2 separate regions of the Homo sapiens genome follow, and region 2 is linked to region 1. A link is an interaction called in ENCODE POLR2A ChIA-PET data of the cell type or tissue named here. Cell type or tissue: MCF 10A. All regions are shown on one strand. Each heading gives the region's core, and the rest is flanking DNA. Links, peaks and the distances in the headings are about the cores only. Region 1 has its middle 170 kb from the start of LINC00862. Region 2 has its middle 180 kb from the start of NR5A2.

Region 1 (5,388 bases), core at 99-5,098:
AGCATCCCAAGGAGCTACTTATAACTGTAACCGCCGACCCAATGAGCCAGCTTCTCCATCCAATGTTTCACTTAATGGTGTAGTTTATTACAGTTCAGCAGTCCCAGAGACTGGACGTCTGTGCAACGTGTTAAAACTCCTCTTCAACTGCTGCAGTAAAACTTTCTGCATGGCAGTGCCCAATTCAGGGAACGGGAGTTTCTTATGCTCAGTTAACGCGAACTCAGGACAAATCAAGCGAGAAAAATCAGTAGTCTCATCTCTGCCATTACTTACAGTTTTTATGGATTGTTTAATATAATGAAATAGTCACAGGGAAGAAATTCAATACCTCCATATTACATTCGCATACTTTCAAAGAGCTTTTTCAAATTCCTCATGAAATGATACCCATTTAATTTCAGTCTTGGAATTAGGGTTTTATCTTTCTTACACTCCTTACGGGGCCCTTAAATAATTACTAAAATCCACATTAGTCATTAGGGAACTTTAAAGATGAGAATTGCTCTGTCACAGGCTTTAATCCAGGGAGCCCTAAGTGCAGGGGTCCCAGCCTTCACTGTCTCTACACTATCATGTTGGCTTTTCTTCCCTATGAAAACACTAAGACTCTTTATTATGCTTATAACTTAGGTACATCTATGTCTTCTCAAAATTTAGTTTTTAAGAAAATATTTAAAGAATATCTAACTGTTTTTTCTTGCTGTTGTTTGTTTGTTGTTATTTTGAGACAGGGTCTCTCTCTCCCAGGGTGGAGTGCAGTGGTGCCATCACAGCTCACTGCAACCTCGACCTTCTTGGGCTCAAGTGATCCTCCCACCTCAGCCCCCTGAATAGCTGGGACTACAGCCATGTGCCACCATGCCTGGCTAATTTTTGTATATTTTTTAGAGACAGGGTCTCACTGTGTTACTCAGACTGGTCTCAAACTCCAGGGCTCAAAGCAATCCTCCCACCTTGGCCTCCCAATGTGTTGGGATTATAGGTGTAAGCCACCGCACCAGGCTCAACTATAAAGTTATTGATAGAACTTCCCAAATGATGGAAAAGACATAAGATTTTGAAGAAAAGAATCGAGAGAAACAAAAATAACTGGCAATGTAAGAGTTAAGCTACATGTTGCCACATCATCCATGTTAGGAAACCAAAAACCCCCAAATAGATTAATAAAAATGAAAAATAGGTTTAAATTTTAAAATAGGGGATACGTATCTTCTAAATGCTGTAATTAATAGAAAATGCTTTAGTACATGGTCTTTAATTTTTTTCTTTTTTAGCCGAGTATATGCAGGTAACTGCAGTTCAGCTGTGAATCTGTGCTGAAGGATCTAAGTGCACTATTTCTGTTTTCCGAGAGAGTTTAAAAAAAATTTCCCCCGCTTTTTCATTTCCAGATTATGTTCAGTTAATTATTAGAATGCTGAACATTCTGTCCTTAATACTCAAAAGTTCCTGACTTCTGGGTAGGCAAAGGGAAGCATAATGGATCCAAGGGAAATTCTTCCAGCCCTATTTTACTGGCCTTCTCTTCAAGTACATTCGTAAGAAATTCTGTTTAAATAAATTGGATTGTACTTTCAATTTCAGCTAAATGCAATTTGGAAGTGGCTTATTAGATACTCATAAAAATGTTCCGGCTTTCGGAAGTTAACTTTCTGTGAAAATAATAGCAAAAAATGGGTTATGTTAACTATGTATTTGGGGAGAACTGATTTCTAACACAGAGGCTCAGGGAGGATGGAGCAAGGGGGTGCACACTATTGTCCTAGGGTGCTGCTTTTGACTGGGGTAGAGCAGCAAAGAGCCGACCTGGGAGTTGTGGGAATTTAGAATGTTTTGGCCTAAGAGAATGCTTAGTCAAGGTGCTGACAGGGTTGGTTTCCTTCTGAGGCCTCTCTCTTTGGATTGGAGATGGCCGCCTTCTTGCTGCTTCTTCACATGGTCATCCCTCTGTGCATGCACATCCCTCATGTCTCTCGTGTGTTCAAATTTCTTCTTATAAGAACACCAGTCAGAGTGAACTAGGGCCTGCCTAATGACCTTATTTAACCTTAACTACCTCTGTAAAGCCCCTAGCTCCAAATATAGTCATATTCTGCGGTTTTGGAGGTTAGGGTTTCAACATACGAGTTTTGGGGCAACATAATTCAGCCCATAACAACAGTGAAAGTGATTTTACATGGTGTGTGTCTGATTTCAAAGCCTGTGGTCTTAACAACATTACAGTTACTACTTGTGTGTGTGTGAAGCTACTAAGGAGGTTGAAGGAAAGGGAATTTAAGCACATCTTTAATCATCAAGAAAGGTTTAGGCCAGGCGTGATGACTCATGCCTGTAATCCTAGCACTTTGGGAGGCTGAGGCGGGCGGACCTCAAACTCCTGAGGTCAGGAGTTTGAGATCAGCCTGGCCAACATGGTGAAACCCTGTCTCTACTAAAAATACAAAAATTAGCTGGGTGTGGTGGCGCATGCTTGTAATCCCAGCTACTTGGGAGGCTGAGGCAGGAGAATCGCTTGAACCTGGGAGGTGGAGGTTGCAGTGAGCCAAGACCGTGCCATTGCACTACAGCCTGAGCAACAAGAGTGAAACTCCATCTCAAAAAAACAGGTTTAGCAAAGCAGCTCTCCATGTGAGTAGAGCTTTGAAGGATGGACACACTTTTTTTCAATTTAAATTATAATTGTTTAAAAACTTAATACACATTTTTCTTTTTTTTTACTTTTTAACAATTTTTTCTTTTTATCACAGTTTGTCCAAAACAAGGAAGAATTTTTCTTACTATAAAAGTAAATGTGTTCTTTGTATAAAAATTAGAGAATTAGATAATAAAATGAAAAAAGACACTCAGAATTGTGCCATCAAGAGAAATCTCCTTTTAACAACTTGGCGTATATCTTTTAAAATCCAGTTTTCTTTATTTCAGATAGATTGATGGGTAGATAAATGGAGAAAGCAAGAAGGAAGAAGCAGGATTCTACCATTGTACTCACATATTCATTTTTGTTTCCTGGGTTTTTTTTACTCAATGTAACATGATGGAAATAGACCACGGATTTTGAGGGGTGGGGAGGGCAAAGGTATTTTTGGCAGAGGATTAGTTTGCACAGGATCATGGCCACAGAAGGATTGTAAGGTCTGACTCAGGAGGAGTGGTGCAACTTGGGCTGGCATTTAGGGTGAAGGGCCATAAATTCTAGACCATTGACTTGGTTGGTTTAATGCCCTACAAAACATGGAGTCAGATTTGTAGGGTTTTAAACTATCTGAGTTAGGGGTCTAGAATTTATTTGGTAGAAGAGATGAAACATAAAACTATTTTTGAACTTTCTAAAGCTCTGCTCTTTGTATAAAAATTAGAGAATTAGAAAATAATTTAAGGTTAATTTGTGGTAGAATGCCTAGTGGATAGGAATGTGAGGAGATTGAAGGGTTAAGAGCTTGCTAGAGAACTATTATCTAGGGGAGAGGAATCAGGAATAAAAACTAGGTAGAGACAGTAGGAAGGCAAATGAGTCACAGATGAGGAAGAATTCATAGAGTAACTGGGTAACTGACTCATATGTATGATGGGGAAGGGAAAAATCATAGAGTAACTGGGTAACTGACTCGTATGTATGATGGGGAAGGGAAAAATCCAAGATGGGCGAGGGCAACAAATGACAGGCCAGCAATCGCTATGGGGAGGTTGGAGGAAGAGTTGGCCCCTGGTGTAATAGGATAAGGTGTTGTCTTTGAGAGGTCAGTGACACATCCAGAGAAGAGGTGTCTGTCAGGCCATCACAAATATGAGTGTGTGGTAAAATGGCACATGTCTCTCAATTATCCATAAAAAGTCTCTCAAAGCCAATGGTGGACAATATACCAAAACCTTTAGTCCAGATCTTTGATTTTTGTTGCACTTTGTAAGAGACTGCCTCTTACAGAGTGTCCATGCCACCCATCCAATTCACTTGACCCCAGTGAACCCAATAACTGGTCAAGTTTAACTGAAATCTATATTCATACTTGGTTCTGGACTATAATTTCATTTTTAGATCCCGTTTTTGGAATAAATAGATCATTTCGTTCTTCTTGAAAGTAGTGAAGCAACTAAACCTCAGTTACTTACCTAAATGAGAAAGAAATATTATGAGCAAAAAGAGAGTGTGGTTGTTAACTTGCTGGCCCTGCTTTAAGCGCCAGACGGTCCACATTCTGGAATGATCGTGTCTATGTCTTACTCTCCCTATTATAACACCCCTCAGCCAAATTTCTGCTTATAAAAATGGCATGAATCTTATCCCAAGTCATTAAAAAGATTTCATACTATAAACCCAATGTTTAATGAACCATTGTGAGATTTGAGATTATACTGGTGTCAACCAGGAAGATGTCATTAACTCTTTAAGTCCTTAGGGTCTGAACTAGCAAATGACAAGCTTTAAAATGCTTCCACCATATCTCTGGAAAAAGATTCTCAAGGCCTTGTTTCCAGAAACACTGGCTGTGTGCAGCCAGTCCATTTACGGATTTGGCCACTGAATCTAAAACCGGAGTTATGCTTTCTGTTGATTCTTAAGACCCAACCTCATATACAAAAGGTTTCTTGAATCTATTTTTGTGTTTTCCAATGATCACTGCTCTCTGGTTTAATTCAATCCTCTTAACTCTTCTTGACCTTGACTGTTGCAATAGCAATAGCTTAACTGGTCTCTCTGCCTCTAGTCTCAGCCCACTTCATTCCATCCTCCATACTGCTGCCAGCATGATCTTTCTAAAACACAGCTCTCAACATGTCCCTTCCCTACTCAAAACCTCTAAAGACTCATATTGCTTGTAGAGGAGAATGCACAGTTTGTTAGTGTACCAGAGCAAAACTTTCTGTGTCTTTAGTTACCTTTCCAACCTTGCCTCCAGCCACTCCCTTGTGGCTTTTCACATTTGTCATTCCTCCATGACTTTGTGCACACTGATTTCTGGGTCGGTGATGCCTTCCGCCTGGTGAATTTTTCATTCTTCAAAGTCCAGCTTGCGTGTCGTTTCTGTGACTCTTTCTGTTTCCTCTTCCTCTCCCTTTCTGTGTTGGCTGAATGAATTCCTCTTTTATCTATGTTCCATTAGCTCTTTATTCACCTTATAATAATACACCTTGTGTTGTGGTATATGGTTAGCTATTTACATGTCTTCTTCTCTGGCTAAGCTCTAAGCTCCTCAGGGGCAGGAACTATATTATATTTACCCCTTCACCTTTGATTTCATCTTTGATTTTATTTCCTTTTCGGAGACTTAAAATAAGAGTTGTTAGAAAAGGCAGGAGAATCATATCTTAAGTAAACCTCAATCTCTAGTTTGAAGTTTGTTAGTTACAAGGCAAACTGAACGAAAGGGTTAAGAGTTCTGCTTAACA
Region 2 (5,388 bases), core at 266-5,265, 360 kb after region 1:
ACTCCAGCCTGGGTGACAAAGCGAGACTCTGTCTCAAAAGAAAAAAAAAAGAAAGTGTACCAAATATACATTTATCTGCCTTTGGGAGTCCAGGATGAGGAGAGTAACAAATATCTCCACCCCCGCACCCACACACACAATAAAAAAATAAAAGGTAATTTTTAAATGTTTTATATTATTATTTTTTAAAATAAAATTAATTAAAAATACACTTATCTTACCCCAGTTGTAAAAATAAATATATTGTACTACAACAACCATTTTCTCAGCACTCGTATCCTTCCTTAAAAATATTATTCTTGTTGAATTTACTTATTTTTGAAGGTAATATTCAAATATAATGGTATGTCTCTTGGAAACAAAGTTCTATTGTAGGCAACATAGTGAGATCCTGTCTCTAAAAAAAAAAAAAAAGAAAAAAATTAGTGTAGTGTGGTGGCACTACTCAGAAGCTGATGTGGGAGGATCACTTGAGCCCAGGATTTTGAGACTGCAGTGAGCTGTGATTCTTGATCAAATCACTGCATTCCAGCCTGAGCAGCAAACAAGGCCCTGATGCTAAAAAAAAGGACACAAAGTTTTAACACTATCATTCTAGGATTCTAGAGTGATAGTAAACATATGTTTTAAATAATCTTTCCCTTGATCCAACTTAGCTTTCTACCACTTTAAAATGATAGCTCTAGTAAATTATTAGCAAGATTATTATTTATGATTATATTTCACATTTAATTTTTCTATAGCATATGGCACTTTGGACAGCTACAAATTATTACGGGTGTTATGTAACTTATGAATGAAATCCAAGTTCTTTTCATTTGATTACAGATCTACATACCACTAAATAGATTGCTAATTACAGTAGTTGGGTATCTCCATTATGATGTCAATAACAAAGTTAGTGCCCTTATGGAACACTTCAATATAATTGACATCTGTTTTAAAATCTGGTAGAATACACTTCCTCTACTCCTACTAATGTTTGTGTTGAAAATAATCAGGGAGATATTGAAAACAAGCCATATGTTCAATGACAATAAATGCTTCAAATGGTCTCTTTGGACACATACTTCATTTGAAGTACAGTAAATGATTAATGTAGATTATTTTACAATTTCCACATGGATAAAAAGATTTGAGACACACTTTCTTCTCACCTCAAATGCATTGTTGACTGACAAGCACTTCTGGTGTTTATTAATACATAAAATAAAAGAGCAGAACATATGTTTGCTGGCATGGCATTCACAGTGGGGCTAGGCAGGAGGTCAAGAGCTGATTAAGATTTATTTCCCCTGCATACTTACTGCCCAATGATTCTTGTATTTATTTGGTTAGTGTAGAAGGGAGAGATTATTCCTGGAAAGTGCTCTTTACCTCAAACATTCAGAGCTCAAGAAAGTAGGAAGTGAAAAATGTCTGCAAAAAGAAGTGCTTAAAAGCAAAAGTTGTAGTCAGTAAATAATTACTACTAATAATGATGCTAATAATGCTGAGAATTTAAAGACAGATCCAACAAAGCTGGTTACATATGACATGTCTCCTTGTTCAGTCATTTATTCCCTGGGTATGTTTTAAAGATCCCAAAAAATAACATATTTTCTCTTACTCTTTCCTCTCTTTTGGGTTTTAAAAAATCTGCTTTTTAATATTTAGTATTTAATATACAAATATTTATATAATCTAAAATATCAGTATGGTGCATTTTTTGCACCTCACTTTTATTTCCTATTTGCTTTCTTAAATTTCTTTTTAGAGGCAGCTGACTCATTCTCCGTGGGCATCAGTTTGCTTATCTGTATAGCAGATATCCTAGTATCCCTCACAGGGATGTTATGAGCACAAAATGAGATAACAATGACAGTGCTTGGCACACAGCAGCCCTAAGTAAAGAATTTCTCCTTTCCTCCCTTCTTTCTTCACTTATTTTCTCGTTTCCCTTTGTCATTCTTTCCAAGTCTTAAATCCATGATATAATCTTTTTCAATTTAAGATTGCAACTGTGAATTTGTCTCAGTAAAAATGAAGAATAATGGCTCTTTTTACAGAAGGATTGGTGGAAGGAAGGAAGGAGGGGAAAAAGGAAAGAACAGAGGGAGGAAGGGAGGGAGACAGAAAAACAAAAAGGGAGAGCTCTTTAAACAAACAAACAAACAAACAAACAAAAAAACTGGAGTCACTCTGTCACCCAGGCTGGAGTGCAGTGGCGCTATCTCTCACTGCAACCTCCGCCTCCTGGGTTCAAGCCATTCTCATGCCTCAACCTCCCAAGTAGCTGGGATTACAGGTGCCCACCATGCCTGGCTAATTTTTATTGTTTTTATTTTTATTTTTTAGTAGAGATGGGGTTTCATCATGTTGGTCAGGCTGGTCTCAAACTGACCTCAAATGATCCACCTGCCTTGGCTTCCCAAAGTGCTGAGATTACAAGCGTGAGCTACTGCGCTGGGCTGAGTTTAATTGTTTTGATTTTTACAAATAAATGAGAACATGTGATGTTTGTTTTTCTTTGCTTGGCTTATTTCACTTAATATAATGATCTCCAGTTCCATCTATGTTGTTGCAAATGACAGGATCTCATTCTTTTCATGGCTGAATAGTACTCCATTGTGTATATGTACCACATTTTCTTTATCCATTCATCTGTTGATGGACACTTAGGTTGCTTCCAAATCTTAGCTTTGGTGAATAGTGCTGCAACAAACATGAAGTTGCAGATATTTCTTCAATATACTGATTTATTTTCTTTTTGGTATATACCCAGCAGTGAAATTGCTGGATCATATGGTAGCTGGGAGAGCTTTTCTTTATTAATGCTATTGGCACTTCAGTTTTTGTTTTGTCTCATATTTTTTATACTAACAAAAAGCAGACTTGGTAAAATATGGTAAGCATTCCAGATATTCAATAAAATTCTACAAATAAAATTCTGTGTCATTGAGTTATTATCTAGTTCTGTTTAAAAACTGCTGTGATTTAATGTGAGCTAGGTGTTGACTTATTATGTGTATCTAAAATGAATTTTTTTTTTTTTTTATTTTTGAGACAGGGTTCACTCTGTCACCCAGGCTAAAGTGCAGTGGCATGATCATGGCTCACTGCAGCCTCAACCTCCTGGGCTCAAGTGATCCTCCTGCCTCAGCCTCCTGAGTAGCTGGGACTACAGGTGTGTAACACCAGGCCCAGCTAATTTTTTTTGTATTTTTGTAGAGATGGGGTCTCCCTATGTTGCCCAGGCTGGTAAAATGGATTTTTAACATTAAACTTTTATTTGTATTTTAAGATAATTGTAGCTTCATATGCCCTTGTAAGAGATAATACAGAATGAGTGCAGGCATTCTTTACCCAGCTTCCCTAAAGTGTAACATTTTGCAAAACTTCAGTACATTATCACAACCAAGATACTGACATTGATAGTCAAGATCCACAAAGTTTCCATTACCTCAAGGACCTCTCATGTTGTCCTTTTATGGCCAGACTGACTGCTCTTTCACTTCCATCCCTCCTTAACCCCTGGCAACTACTAATCTGTTTTCTATTTTTATAATTTTAAGAATATTATATAAATGGAATCAGGTGGCTTTATTTTGTGACTGGCTTTATTCATTCAGTATCTTTGGAGATTCATTCAGGTTGTTGAGTTTGTCAATATTTCATTCATTTTTATTGCCAACTAGTGTTCCTTGGCGTGAATACCGCAGTTGTTTAACCATTCACCTGTTGTAGAACATATTTTTTCTTTTATTTTTGCTATTACAAATGAAACTAATATAAACAGCAATCTTTTTGTATTCATTTTTTCTGTGGTAAATGCCCATGAGTACAATTCCTGTGCCATATTGTAGTTTTATGTTCAGCCTTTTAAGAAACTGTCAATATGTTTTTCAAAGTGTCTGTACTATTTTATATTTTCACCAGTGATGGAGGACGGATAAAGATTTTCTGCATCTAGTATTTAGTGATGTCACTATATTAATTTTAGCCATTCTTATAGGAGTGTAATGATATCTCACTGTGGTTTTAATTTGCATTTCCCCAAAGTCTAATTACATAGTGTACGTATATACCATCTGTATATCCTCTTCTGTTTTATTAATTTCTGTATTCATCTTTTCACCGATGCCACATAGCCTTGACTATTGTAGCTATATAATAAGTCTTCAAGTCAGGTAGACTGATTTTTTTCCCCACTTAATTCTTTTTTGTATTCTTTTATTTAAAATTATTATTATTGTATTCTTTTATTTAAAATTATTATTATTATGCTCTGTCACACTGGCTCGAGTGCAGTGGTACAATCATAGCTCACTGTACCCTTCAACTCCTGGGCTCAAACAATCCTCCCACCTCAGCGTCCTGAGCAGCTGGGACTAGAGGCACAACCACGCGTGGCTATAATTCTTCTTTTTCAAAATTGTTTTGGATAGTCAAGTTCTTTTGCTTTTTTAATATAGATTTTGGAATAAATTTTCTATACCTACAAATGTTTTTCAAGGATTTTTATAGGAATTGCATTATATCTGTATGTTGATTTTGAGATAATGGACATATTTTCTATATTGACTCTTCCAAATTGATGAACACAGTATGTGTCTCCATTTATTTAGATCCTCTTTGATTTCTTTCATCAGTGTTGTGTAGCTTTCACAATACAAGATCTGTACATGTTTTGTCACATTTATATCCAAGTATTTCATTTTCGAGTGATGAAAATGTTATTGTATTTTTAATTTTGATGTCCATGTGTTCATTGCTGGCATGTAGAAATACTATTGACTTTTGTATATTTATCTTATATGCTGGAACTTTGCTGAACTCACTTACTAGTTTTAGGAATTCCATTGTATGTTCCTTGAAATTTTCTATGCAGATCATCACATTATCTGCAAATAGGGGTGGTTTCATTTCTTCCTTTGCGGTTTGTTTGCCTTTTATTTCCCTTGCCATCTCACACTGGCTAGAATTCCCAGTGTTATGTTGAGTAAGGGTAGTGAGTGTGGACATCCTTGTCTTGTTCCTAACCCTAGGGGTAAAGTATTTAGTCTTTACCACTAAATGCTAAATACTTTATTATTAAATATAACATTGATTGTATTTTAAAAATAGATTTTTTGCTAAGTTCAGAAAGTTCCACTTTCATCTTACTTTTCTGATAATTTTTATCCATGAAATTATGTCAAATGCTTTTTCATCAATTGATATAATCGTGATTTTTCTTCTTTAGCCTGATAATATAAAGGCCTATGTTAATTTTTGAATATGGGACCAGAATCTTGCATCCCTGAAATAAATTCTACTTGGTTATGATGTATAATTCTTTTTATATATTGCTGGATTCTATTTGCTAATATTTTATTAAGGAATTTTACTTCTTTTTTTTTTCTTTGA

Evidence for each region. ChIA-PET counts read pairs that join two places held together with the same protein. Peaks named below come from ENCODE experiments on the same cell type or tissue, not always from the same donor. Only the 100,000 strongest peaks of a DNase experiment are listed, where the experiment ranks them.
Region 2: POLR2A ChIA-PET joins it to region 1 with 5 read pairs; 2 of 35 experiments call an interaction of 5 or more read pairs at or near these places.

Annotation. Positions count from the first base shown.
Region 1 is chr1:200,204,713-200,210,100 of GRCh38, reverse strand. No RefSeq gene overlaps it. Among named protein-coding and RNA genes, the nearest start is that of LINC00862, 170 kb to the left of the region's middle. In MCF 10A, for the core only: no CTCF peak of the experiment used is centred there; DNase peaks (open chromatin) are centred at 3,120 and 3,550.
Region 2 is chr1:199,840,497-199,845,884 of GRCh38, reverse strand. No RefSeq gene overlaps it. Among named protein-coding and RNA genes, the nearest start is that of NR5A2, 180 kb to the left of the region's middle. In MCF 10A, for the core only: no CTCF peak of the experiment used is centred there; no DNase peak of the experiment used is centred there.